2 separate regions of the Homo sapiens genome follow, and region 2 is linked to region 1. A link is an interaction called in ENCODE POLR2A ChIA-PET data of the cell type or tissue named here. Cell type or tissue: GM12878. All regions are shown on one strand. Links, peaks and the distances in the headings refer to the core of each region. The heading gives the core; the rest is flanking DNA. Region 1 has its middle 17 kb from the start of VASH2. Region 2 overlaps RPS6KC1 (ribosomal protein S6 kinase C1).

Region 1 (6,690 bases), core at 1,682-5,681:
GTATTATTGAGGAAGGAGTCAGAAGACTCAGGGAGGTGGGAGTATTTGAAGTGTTTCCCAGGTATGGCTCAAGAACCCACCACCTGCCTGGTTCCCTGGGCTGGCCCAGAGGACACTCCCTGCTAAGCCAATAGAGAATACACTATTGGCCAAGTACGGTAGCTCACACCTGTAATCCCAGCACTTTGGGAGGCAGAGGTGGGTAGATCACCTGAGGTCAGGGGTTCAAGACAAGCCTGGCCAACATGGCAAAAACCTGTCTCTACCGAAAATATAAAAATTAGCTAGGTGTGGTGGCACACTCCTGTAATCCCAGCTACTCAAGAGACCAAGGCAGGAGAATTGCTTGAACTCAGGAGACAGAGGTTGCAGTGAACCGAGATCATGCCACATTACACTCCAGCCTGGGCGACAGAGCGAGATTCCATCTCAAAAGAAAAAAAAAAAGAATGCACTATTGAGGAGGCTTTTGGAGGCGTTGGGTTGGGTTGTACTTGCTCTCCTTGTAGTCCAGAGTTGTTGGTAAGGAAAAGACTGCTATGAAACTGGGTTTCCTATTGTTAGTGGAGATGATAAAAATCCCAGAATTGCAGGGGCCAGGTGGGAGCACTTCACCATAAAGGACAAGGCAGCCATACTTACCACAACAGACAGCAAGGTAGAGGGGCAATCAGGATGACCTTCTCTGCAGGGACTCATGGTGCTCGGCTAACATAGCATGGTGTTCCTAGGGGAAGGGTAACCACAGAATTTATTCTCCAAATTTGGTCACTGTTGAGAGCAAAAAGGAATGCTAGTCATGATTACACAGGAACAATGGGTAAATACCAGTGGGTGTAAACCAGGACCATCCCAATCAAACTGACACCTATGGTCACCCTACCAAGGGGTGAGGTAGAAACAGAAGGGGTAAGATATAAACACATATGTTAATATAAACATAATACATGGGTTTGCCTTTCCTGCCAGAGACTTCAGAAGTACCACCATCTGAGAGCTCATAGACACCTTATCCATTGACATATTAACCCATGTAACACTTCCTCCAAACAGGAGAGCTATTTTATGGTGAAAGAGGGAATGAAAATGGGCTGATGACCGTGGTCTACTGGCCTTACCATGTACCACACATGCAAGAGCAGCTGACCTGATAATATCGTGGAAAAGCCTGCTGAGACTCAGATAAGGCAAAGCGAGGCGACAACATCTCACAGGGTTGTGGCACAGTCCTCCAGGTTATTATACACTTTGAAATAAAGACCAATATATGGTACTAATCTGTAATGGCTAGAAAGAATGAATCCAGAAACCAAGGGATGGAAGTAGAAGTGGCCCCTTTCACTATTATACCCAGTGATACATTTGAGGAATTTTTGCTTTTTGTTTCCGGAACTTTGGACTCTGTTGTGTTAGAAGTTCTGGTTTCCCAGGAGATATCTCTGTGAGGGCACACACTGAGGTTCCACTGACCTGGAATCTGTAACTACTTACCTGGCTGCCTTAAGCACCGCAAGTCGGTGGGCAAAGAAAGGAGTTAAAGTACAATAATTATAATAATTGGCCAGGTGTGGAGACTCATGAATGAGCCTGTAATCCCAGCACTTTGGGAAGCCAAGATGGGAGGATTGCTTGAGCCCAGGAGTTCAAGACCAGCCTGGGAAATATAGTGAGACCCTGTTTCTACAGAAACATTAAAAAATTAGCTGGGCATGGTGGTGCACACCTATAGTCTTAGCCATTCAAGAGGCTGAGGCAGGAGGATCGCTTGAGAACAGGAGTGCAAGGCTTCAGGGAGCCATGATCATGCCACTGCACTCCAACCCAGGCAACAGACCAAGACCCTGTCTCCAAAAAAATTATAAAACCTTTAGCAGCCTGGATTATTCCTCTTGGATTGCAGGAAATCCAGGGGATTCACTGAGATACCTCCTAGTTGTTCCACTCCTGGTAAAGCAATTATAACTCAATAAGGGCTATTCAACTAAGAGCTTCAGATCCCCATCTCCTCCCCTAGATACGAAGATCATCCAATCAGGCAACCAATCTAGATGAATCAGCTGAAGTGTTGGACAAGAAGGAAGTCTAGCATGGGTGGTGGAGAAGGGAGATGATGAATATCAATTATAGCCTTAGGACCAGTAACAGTAGCTTGAATCAAGCCTTCTGTAGCTTGATGCATCTGTCTCTTCCATTAGGCCTTCCAGAAAATTGCAACTGCCCACAACCTTAAAGGGAACTTTATAAATAAATGGATTTGTATTTCCTCTCTTAGAAAAGAGGTAAAGAGTTTTTATTCTATTTTATTTTATTTTAAGGAATGGCAGCTCTATATTCTAATGTGGGAGCCATCTATAATGGAAAGGCATGCCTTCTACTCTGGGGCAGTGATTTATTTTTACCAGAATCAATATGCATAGCATATATGGGTTTGCTTTAATTGTCTACAGGGCTTCAACCAGCACCACCATCTAAAGCTTACAGAAGGTCCTATCCATTGGCATGTTACACCACACAACTTTTCTGATTGGTGAACGGGTAAGCTGTATTGGATATGTCTTCTGACATCTTCTCAGATTTCCTTGGCCTTGACTGCTGCTGTAGCCAACCAGCTCCACCCAGTCCCACTGCCCAGGCCCTTCTCTCTGGCTGCTGTTGTATAACCAGAGTGACTAGCTGGTGGATGTACTCTCTGGCTCCTCCTGCCACTTCCACACTTGGATAAAATACTATGCAACAGGATATGTAATCTGGCTTCTGAATGGCCACCAAAGTGTCTGAGTGTTGTCACCCAGAAGCATAAGGGTTAACTCCCTGTGGAGCAACCATTGGGAAACAGGAGATGGGAGGTTTATGAGGATAATTCCCTCACCTACCTCCATTGGTGGATTTCTCTTAGGCAGGGTTTCTCCATACAGCCTGTCCAAACACTTGCCACATGGTCAAGTGTGCACAACTGCCAAGCAACCTGCAGTGTCTTTTGAGGCTCATTATAAAGAAGAGGCCAGAATAGAAACCCACCACCATGCATGCTTCCAGTTTTCCTTGCCTCAGTTCTCTTTTTTCCTACTCTTGTTATTCTGAGTTAACACCCCCCAAATAAAGCATCAGCACTTAATCCTTGCTTCAGGCTCTATTTTTAGGGCAGTGTTTCTCAAATTTTGCATCCCCTAGGGGGCTCATTAAAATGCAGATTCTGATTCAGTGAGTCTGGGGTGAGGCCTATGCATCTACATTTCTAATAACTCTCCCAGATGCTGCTAGTTGAGGACCCCACTTTGAGAAGCAAGTTTTAGGGAACCTTGGTTAAGACATAGCCTTAAGAAAAAAAGTTGAAGGCTAGGGGGGCTCATGCCTGTAATCCCAGCACTTTGGGAGGCCAAGGCAGGTGGATCACCTGAGGCCAGGAGTTTGAGACCAGCTTGACCAACATGGTGAAACCCCATCTCTACTAAAAATACAAAATTACCCAGGCATGGTGGTGCATTCCCATAATCACAGCTACCTGGGAGGCTGAGGCAGGAGATTCACTTGAACCCAGGAGGCGGAGATTGCAGTGAGCCAAGATTGCACCATTGCACTCAGCCTGGGCAACGAGAGCAAAACTCCATCTCAAAAAAAAAAAAAAAAAAAGAAAGAAAGTTTTAAAATTATAGGTGAGTTAATTATTTAAATGAAAAACAAAGCTGGGTGTGGTGGTTCATGCCTATAATTCCAACACTTTGGGAAGCCAAGGCAAGCACATTGCTTGAGCCCAGGAGTTTGAGACCAGCCTGGGCAACATGGTGAAACACTGTCTCTACAAAAAAACATACAAAAATTAGCTGGGCGTGGTGGTGCATGTCTGTAGTCCCAGTTACTCGGGAGGCTGAGGTGGGAGGATCATCTGAGCCTGGGGAGGTTGAGGCTACAGTGAGCTGTGATGGTGCCACTGCACTCTAGCCTGGGTGACAGAGTGAGACCCTGTCTCAACGAAAAAAATAATAACAATAAACTAAAGAAAAACAAATGTAAAATTTTTAGAGGAAAATGACCCATGATCAGAAAAAATTATGGGGCAGAATTCTTCATAATAAGTATCAAAGCTGACTCTGTTTGCCCACGTAGGAAAAAAAAATATTTATTAAAGAATGCTGAGTAGCTCACAGAATTTCTGGTAGGACTAGAGAACTATGCTTTAGGCTAAGCTTCCAAGGTCAATATCCAAAACCACATTTCAGCACTGGACTGATGAGGAATTTCTGTTACCACCTTTGATTCTAGACCACACAACTTGCATTGCCTCCAAATTGACTTTGCTGGAGTGGCCCTTGCTGCCACCTCCAATGCCATTTCTGTATAGAGCTCCACCTAACACACTCAGTGGACTCTGAATTCCAGACTTTTCAGCCATCGGCCATTCTCACCAGATAAATAGATGTTTAGGGCAGAGCCTGTTTCCTCCCATTGCTTTGTTGTGGACCAGCATCCCACACAGGTGAAGTTAACTGGTGGAACCCAGGTAACTTATTTGTGCCCTACCTACAAAGAAGACTGGGAAGGGAGTTTTTTAGATTTTATCTTAGGGAAAAAAGACTCACATGGTGGGAAATTCCACAGACATAAAAAGAGTGTGTTCAAAAGAGGCTGCATCCCGTTACGGGGTTTTTATATGAAAAAAATACATTTAAAAAAAGAGGTTGCATAATTCTGAGACTATTCGAGATGTCTTATAGGATTGAACAAATAAATAAATATATTGATATTGTTGGGAGACAGTGTTCTCACTATGGAAGAAGAGATATACAAATATGGAATGAGGGGAAACAAAAAAAACAAAACCCTGTGGCTCTGAGTCAAGCAGCGGAAACAAATTTTTAAAGGAATTTAAAATTTAGAAAAAAAGAAACCCTGTAGGATGAATTGGAGTTGTAGGTATTGATAAGAACTCATTTCTAAAATATGTATATATGCATGTATTTATCTACATATTTATGCATGTTTGTATGTATTATATATGTACATTTACTAGTGCCATATGCTGAAACAGCCAAGAAGCAAAGATGCTCTAGTAGCAATGAGCAAGCCTGGAACCCATACTTTGGTTTTTAAATACCATTCCCCAGCTGTCAAAAAACAAAACAAAACCCAGGGCTCCTTGGTGAAATGGTCATTTCGAGGGCCAGGCGCAGTCTCACGCCTCTAATCCCAGCACTTTGAGAGGCCAAGGCAGGCAGATCACAAGGTCAGAAGTTTGAGACCAGCCTGGCCAACATAGTGAAACCCCATTTCTACTAAAAATCCAAAAATTAGCCGGGCATGGTGGTGGGCGCCTGTAGTCACAGCCACTCGAGAGTCTGAGGCAGGAGAATTGCTTGAACCCGGGAGGTGAAGGTTGCAGTGAGCCGAAATTGTGCCACTGCACTCCAGCCTGGCGACAGAGTGAGACTGCATCTCAAGAAAAAAAAAAAAAAGAAATGGCCAGTTCCATGGCTGGTGCAGGGTAAATACAAGATGAACCCAGATTGCCTTTGTATTAGGGCTCTCCAGAGAAAAAGAACCAACAGGTTATGTAGAGATAATATTAGAGGCTATTTATTATAAGAATTGGCTCACATGGTTATGGAGGTCAAGAAGTCCCATGCTCTGTTGTGCTCTGTTGTCTGCAAGCTGGCAAACAGGTAAAGCAAGTGGTATAATTCAGCCCGAGTCGGAAGGCCTGAGAATTGCGGAGCTGATAGTCTAAGTCCCTGTCTGAGTCCAAAAGTCCAGGAACCAGGAGCACTGACATCCAAGGGCAGGAAACAATGAATGACTCAGCTCAAACAGAGACAGAAGATTCACCTTCCCTCTAACTTTTGGTTTCACTCAGGCCCTCGGAGGATTGGATGATGCTACCCACATTGAAAAGGGCCAGGTGCTTTATTCAGTTCACTGATTCAAATGATAGTATTTTCCAGCAATAACTTCATGGACATACGCAGAAATAATATTTTATCAGCTATCTGGTCATCACTTATCCCAGTCAAATTGACACCCAAAATTAACTATCACAATCTTATTCTGTCAGAAATTAGCTGCTTAAAAAATAATAAGGGCATTTCACAAAGGCAGAAGGACAAAGAGTTAGCTTCCACTGCTCAAATCTGGGACACTTTCAGTACAAAATAACAACAGTAATGAATTACAAATCATTGGGAAAAAAATAGGAATTCATAAGTCCATATTGGTTATAAATGGATAAATAAATAAATTGGGAAAAAGGGAAGATCCTTGTGTAGAGTACAATGCCAGTGTGGAGAGAGTGCAGTGGTGCGATCTCGGCTCACTGCAAGCTCCGCCTCCTGGGTTCACGCCATTCTCCTGCCTCAGCCTCCCGAGTAGCTGGGACTACAGGTACCCGCCACCACACCCAGCTAAGTTTTTGTATTTTTAGTAGAGACGGGGTTTCACCGTATTAGCCAGGATGGTCTTGATCTCCTGACCTCGTGATCCACCCACCTCGGCCTCCCAAAGTGCTGGGATTACAGGTATGAGCCACCGCGTCCAGCCCAAAACTGCATATTTTAAAACTGTCACTGCAATAAAAGACAAAAGCTGTAGAAATGTTTCAAACTGAAGAAGACTGAAGAGAGATAACTGAATGTAATAGATAACCATAGACTGGATCCTGACCTGCAGGAAAAAATATAAATGATATTATTTGATCAATTG
Region 2 (6,690 bases), core at 1,632-5,631, 140 kb before region 1:
GTTTTTATTTTACTTAGCCACATGCCTCTTTAAAAGTTATCTGCCAGGCGCGGTGGATCACAACTGTAATCCCAGGACTTTGGGAGGCTGAGGTAGGCAGATCACTTAAGCCCAGGAGTTCAAGACCAGCCTGGGAAATGTGGTGAAACCCCATTTCTACAAAAAATAGAAAAATTAGCCAGGCATGGTGGTGTGCACCTATGGTCCCAGCTACCTGGGAAGCCAAGGAAGGAGAATCACCTGAGCCCAGGAAGTCAAGGCTACAGTGAGCAAGATCACACCACTGTACTCCAGCCTAGGTGACAGAGTGATACTCTGTCTCAAAAAATAATAATAATAATTTAAAAGTTATTCCAATGTATAAAGGAAAATGATGTTACAATTATTTAAAACAATGAGACAATATGCATCAAAAGTCTCAAAAATATGCAGACCCCTTGACTGAGTAATTCTTCTCCCAGGAATTCACCCTACTGTACACCTGCACAGTAATGTATGAACAAGAATAGTAACTGCAGTGTTATTTGTAACAGCAAAAGGCCAAAAGTAATATACCAGTAAAAGATTGGTTAATAAATCAGTTCAAAAACTGGAATACTATGTACATATTAAAATTAGTAATGTAGATCTTTTTATTGACATGAAAAGACAATCATAATATACTGTCATATAAAAAATAAAGAAAAAATATATATACTGTTATATAAAACCAGGTTACAAAATCATACATAGCAAGATTCCATTTTTGAGGTTTCTATACATAGATGGGTAAAAAGGCATATACATATTAATAAGCACAAAAATACACCATACACACACACTGATACAGAGTCTAGAATAATATGCCAAAATATTATACTATCTAGGAGATGGTATTATTGCTGAATTTCTCTTTACGTTTTAAGTATTTTTCTGTACCACCTGAGTTATTTGCATATACTACTTTCATAACCTGAAAAAAAATTGTCTAGTTTGAAAAATAAATGTGCATATACCTTGACTCTGCAATTACATATGCAGAAATTGGTTGCAAAAAGTAATAGGATAAAATGTTCTGGCCCGGGCACAGTGGCTCATGCCTGTAATCCCAGCACTTTGGGAGGTCAAGGCGGGCGGACCACTTGAGGTCAGTAGTTTGAGACCAGCCTGGCCAACATGGTGAAACCTCATCTCTACTAAAAATACAAAAATTAGCCAGGTGTGGTGGCAGACGCCTGTAATCCCAACTACTCAGGAGGCTGAGGCGGGAGAATCACTTGAACCCAGGAGGTGGAGGCTGCAGTAAGCCAAGATCGTGCCACTATACTCCAGCCTAGGTGACAGAATGAGACTCCATTTCAAAAAAATTCTGTCCATATAAGAACATTTACGTTAGAGTTATAGAAAAAAAACATGAATATTCTATACTTCCAGTCAAAATCCAGACAGGGGACAGAAACTACACCAATTATTTTGACACAGAAACTTTAATATAAAATACTGTTACCTAGGTATTTGAAAACTGATGAGGCAAAAAAAAAAAAAAAAGAATACTAAGGTATCAAAAAGAAGTTGCAAGAAGCAAATACTAGAAAACCACACCATTCATACTATAAGCAAAGTGTCAGGGAAACATACAAAATGAGACTTAATTTAAAAAAAGAAAGAATTTTAAAACTATAAGAATAACTGAATATCACCTTTTCTTATGTTCCTACAGGGTTTTTTATTTGGTTGGTTGGAACTGAAGTTGTTTTGTTTCATAGATAGGAAGAGTAAATATATTCTGGGTACACAAAACTATAACAAGAACAAGAAAAGACAATTTCAAGTGCTGTTGAACAATATGAATTATCTCAATAAGTAAAAGGGCTTCTGACTTCATAGTGTAGTTATGTTAGAGTTCAGTATATATACAAAATTAATTATTTTTTTAAATTACAATTTCAAAATAATCACTTACCAAACACTATTCCTTTAGCAAATGGAGGAAACAACTCTGAATGTCGGAATAAGTTTTTGTGAATTTGCCATAGTTCTTTGTGTAGTTTCTTAAAATCACTGTATCTCTTCCATACAATTATCTAGAGAGAAAAAAATTAAACATGTATCTCATAACCATTTAGGTTCAGATATCTGAACAACAAATAATCCTTTCATTAAAGTGTTCAAAATTGTCATGCAAAGGCAAACACATGTCCTAAACAATATGATTAACTGACTGAAATTAACTAATAATATTTGCTTTAAAAATATAAGGCAGATTCCTGCTGACCAGGAAAATAATATAAAATAAAATAAAGTAAAAATATATTACATATAAAGCGGCAATTCTTCCTCAAACTATTCTGTTTTGGTTTCAAATTTTCATTTTAAACAAGTATGGTTTTATTCATACTGGAAAAATATTCAACCCAGTATGGAGAAGATTTATACTATATAAAATGTCACTTCATCTCTTCAAAAACCAATTACAATTGGCCTGCAAATGAGTTAGATGTCAAAACATGTATCCTTTCTCAAAATAATGTATTTATAAAGACAAAATAATTAATTTAGGCAATTTTTAAACAAAAGTACATACTCGGTATTTGCCTAAAAGGATAAACTGGCCGGGCGCAGTGGTTCACGCCTATAATCCCAGCACTCTGGGAGGCCAAGGCAGGTGGATCACCTGAGCTCAGGAGTTCAAGACCAGCCTGGCCAACATGGTGAAACCCCATCTCTACTGAAAATATAAAAACTAGCAGGGTGTGGTGGTGGACGCCTGTAATCCCAGCTACTCGGGGGGCTGAGGCAGGAGAACTGCTTAAACCCAGGAGACAGAGGTTGCAGTGAGCCGACACAGTGCCACTGCACTCCAGCCTCAGCAACAGAGTAAGACTCTTGTCTCAAAAAAAAAAAAAAGGATAAACTGAGTAACACTGAAGAAGTAGCTATGCAGCAAGCAATTAACATGGACTTTCATGTCATAAATCTTAATTCACACTAGTAATAAGATGTCTGCAGGCAAGCTGAATCCTGACCAGAACATCATTAAAATTAGTATATTTTTAAAAAACAAAATATCATCTAGATTAGACGACATGTAAAAAAGTGTGTTTTCCTTCATTAGTCTGAATTATTATTTAACCTTACTCAGATTATATCTAAAAAAAAAAACCACTTTGTAAAGAAAAAGGATTTGAAACATGGCCTTGATATCACAGATTCAGCCCCTCAATCTCTAGAAAATAGAGTAAAATTGAGTTTTAAATCCCATTACTTCAGATACTGGGGTCTTCTGAAAAACTTAATCATCTCAGTTCTAACAAAGTTTTCTAACAAGTTTTTCATATACAATAGAGTATAATGCTAATGAGCAAATAACAGGTCAAGCAGGTAACCAGGTGTGATTTAAGAGATTCCTGCCAAAAAACCTACCCTCTGTATGTATAAAACTCTTCAGCAAACTTTTTCATGCTGCCAAAAATTCTACCTTAATTAATGTTTATTGTTTTTAATACAGTTATAATCCTAGGAGGCTAGGCAGACTATAATATGAATTAATTTTTAAAAACTGCTTCCTCCTGATGCTTCCCTTGTTCCTCCTGATGTTCCCTGTTCATTTACTCAACAACAAAAAGAGTCACCAAACAAATATTTCTATGGCCCTACTTTCCACTAAGCATCATATTCTTACAAAGTATGAAGAGAAGGGAAATACAGGTCCTGCCTTCAAAGAGTTCACAGTCTAGTTAGGAAGAATAAGCCAACACATCACAAGACAACATCATCATAAGACGGCTTGAAAAATGCTGAGAGGGGCAGTCCAAGAGTGCTGTAGATGTAGTACCTAAATCAGCCTTGTATGTCTGAGAAGGCTTCACAAAAAGTACTACCTTAGAGAGTCCTGAAGGGAAGTGGTCAGTAGACTGACAAAAATAAAATAAAAGGGGAGGGCACCGGGGGTGAAGTTTCTAAAAGAAGAGTGAGATGCTAAGTATGTATTACTAAATGAAGACAATTAATTTAGGCAATTTTTAAACAAAAGTACATACTCAGTATTTGCCTAAAATGATAAATAAACTGAAGAACACTGAAGAATAAATAGCTGTGTAGCAAGTTTTGCTACAGAATGGTGGTGCCATGCCCTGAAGTGAACACTAAGGAAGCAGCAGCAGTTCTGAGGCAAGAAAGAGGTTCAATTTTCAACACATTTGACTTAGGAGCTCGTGAGGGAGCTGCTTGGAGCTGTTCAGTGAGATAGGTTTAGGGTTGAAGAGCAAAAACTGAGCAGGATCTATTAGCTTGTAGATTAAAAGATCAGTAGCAGATAGGCAGTAATCACTCAGGAAAGGTTTCTCAGCATACGCAGTGAGATGTGAGGATTCTAACAATGAAATGATGGGAACAAAAAATTGTTATTTTTATATTTTAAAAATATATCAAATTACAATCATACGACATTGCCAAGGAATTAAAGGAGAAATGGTTGATGGGCTTATGTAAGCAGTACCTTATATAAGGTAAATGTCATTATAAACTGGACATTACGTAAGGTTAAGGTCATTATGACCTGGACATGAGTTATTCAAAAGACTGTAGCTCATGGAAACAATTAGATTTGCAGATAAAATTTTTATTCTAGGCCGGGCGTGGTGGCTCACGCCTGTAATCCCAGCACTTTGGGAGGCCAAGGCGGGCGGATCATGAGGTCAGGAGATTGAGACCATCCTGGCTAACACAATGAAACCCCATCTCTACAAAAAATACAAAAAATTAGCTGGACGTGGTGGTGGGTGCCTGAAGTCCCAGCACTAGGGAGGCTGAGGCAGGAGAACGGCATGAACCCGGGAGGCGGAGTTTGCAGTGAGCTGAGATCATGCCACTGCACTCCAGCCTGGGTGACAGAGCGAGACTCCGTAAAAAAAAAAAAAAAAAAAAAAAAAAAAAATTTATTCTAGTTAAGTCATTTTTAAATACTGCAAGACAAACTTAAGGAGCAAAATTTAACAATTTAATCATAATAATTATTAAAATACCATGGTATATGAACCAGTAGATAGTCTGTCAGAGCAAGAATTAGAACCCCCCAGGTGAGAATCTGTGTTTCTTCACCATGCCCTAATTTATTCAATCCTATATTCCTTCTTCTCAACTCTAGGGCTGCAGAACCAAAATACCTAACAGCATCGCAAAATGTCACATCCACTGCCTCCTTTTCTTCTTACTCCTTCTAAGTTCTGAGGTTTCCAGAAATCTTCAAAATACAAAAGTGAACAAAGATATACTTCCACTACAACAGCAAGTACTGATGTTCATATCTGGACTACACAAAGTCCTCAGAGACACATTTAGAAATTATTTTCTCTAATTAATGTTCAATACTTTCCCATTGAAAAAATAGGTCTATAACAACCTCTTTCTTTATTGAACCAAGTCTCCATAAGTTTCTTATTTATTAAAGTCACTCTGAAGAAAATGTCTCAATGAAATATTAATTCAGTGACAACCATATAAAACATACAAATAAAAGCTTAATTTTAAAAACATTCCCTTAAATATTTTCTACATAAATGTTTCCTTTTCAGATAATTACACTTAATAACACCAAAAACTTTTTAGATTCCTGTATTTTACAGAACCACCAATTGAATTAACTTTGTCCTTTTCACGCTCACATAGTTTTAATATTTAAAATTTGCTGGATTATCTCTTCTTACAACCAACATCACTACCACACTATTTGCTTATGGATTTTATTTTCCCTCTTTTCAAGAGCCTTTCCTTTCCCGATATATTTCTGAGTGTGTACCTATTTTCTAAAATGATTTTTTCTCACGCTTGTAATCACAGCATTTTGGGAGGCCGAGATGAGCAGATCGCCTGAGGTCAGGAGTTTGAGACCTGCCTGGCCAACATGGTAAAACCCCGTCTCTACTAAAAATACAAAAATCAGCCAGGTGTGGTGGTGGGCACCTGTAGTCCCAGCTATTCAGGAGGCTGAGGCAGGAGAATCACTTGAGCCCGGGAGGCCGAGGTTGCAGTGAGCCAAGATCATGCCACTGCACTCCAGTCTGGGTGACAGAGCGAGACTCCATCTCAAGAAATAAATAAATAATATAAATAATAAATAAATAATAAAACTATTTTTTAAAAAAGGATTTAAAAGTTAGAGATTTCTGACATAATACATAGAAAGTCCTGTTTCAGTTCTTTTCCTTTCCCAAATTTCACCAGTGAAATATCCTACCTGTAGAGAGAAACAGGTACAGGTTAATTTGTTTAAAAAAGGGTGAGGGGGAGCAAAACCATCTCTTCTTCACTTTTCTGCTGTCTATTCATGTTCTACACAATCTACTGAATGACAGGCCACAGATCTTTTAGCATTCTTAGGAAGAAAACACTGATGTGGTGGCATGTGCCAAGGTATATATAAAAGAAAAACAACAAAATTTCTCCTATTTTATAAGGCTAGCGTATTACTAGCCCTACATTTTGTTAAACTATCAGTACATCTAGTCCTCAATAGCCCTTGTGAAGCTTTACTATATAGTCTAAAGCAGTAACAAATGAATAAGTTAATGGAGAGGGAAAGTGAAAGGAAGTGAAAAACAAACTCTAAGTGGTGAATTCCTCTCCCAAATGAGAATTCTAATGTTTAAATACACTAAGTGGGAAACTAAAAAAAGTACTGTTATAATTTCAAGATTATTCTATATTTTAAGA

What was found. Peaks named below come from ENCODE experiments on the same cell type or tissue, not always from the same donor. Only the 100,000 strongest peaks of a DNase experiment are listed, where the experiment ranks them.
Region 2: POLR2A ChIA-PET joins it to region 1 with 5 read pairs; 1 of 35 experiments calls an interaction of 5 or more read pairs at or near these places.

Annotation. Positions count from the first base shown.
Region 1 is chr1:212,930,236-212,936,925 of GRCh38, reverse strand. No RefSeq gene overlaps it. Among named protein-coding and RNA genes, the nearest start is that of VASH2, 17 kb to the left of the region's middle. In GM12878, for the core only: no CTCF peak of the experiment used is centred there; no DNase peak of the experiment used is centred there; H3K4me3 peaks cover 140 bases; H3K27ac peaks cover 372 bases.
Region 2 is chr1:213,073,069-213,079,758 of GRCh38, reverse strand. RPS6KC1 (ribosomal protein S6 kinase C1) reads right to left here. Exons shown (of 15, transcript NM_012424.6): 3 at 1,943-2,063. Among named protein-coding and RNA genes, the nearest start is that of RPS6KC1, 25 kb to the right of the region's middle. In GM12878, for the core only: no CTCF peak of the experiment used is centred there; a DNase peak (open chromatin) is centred at 3,768; H3K4me3 peaks cover 266 bases.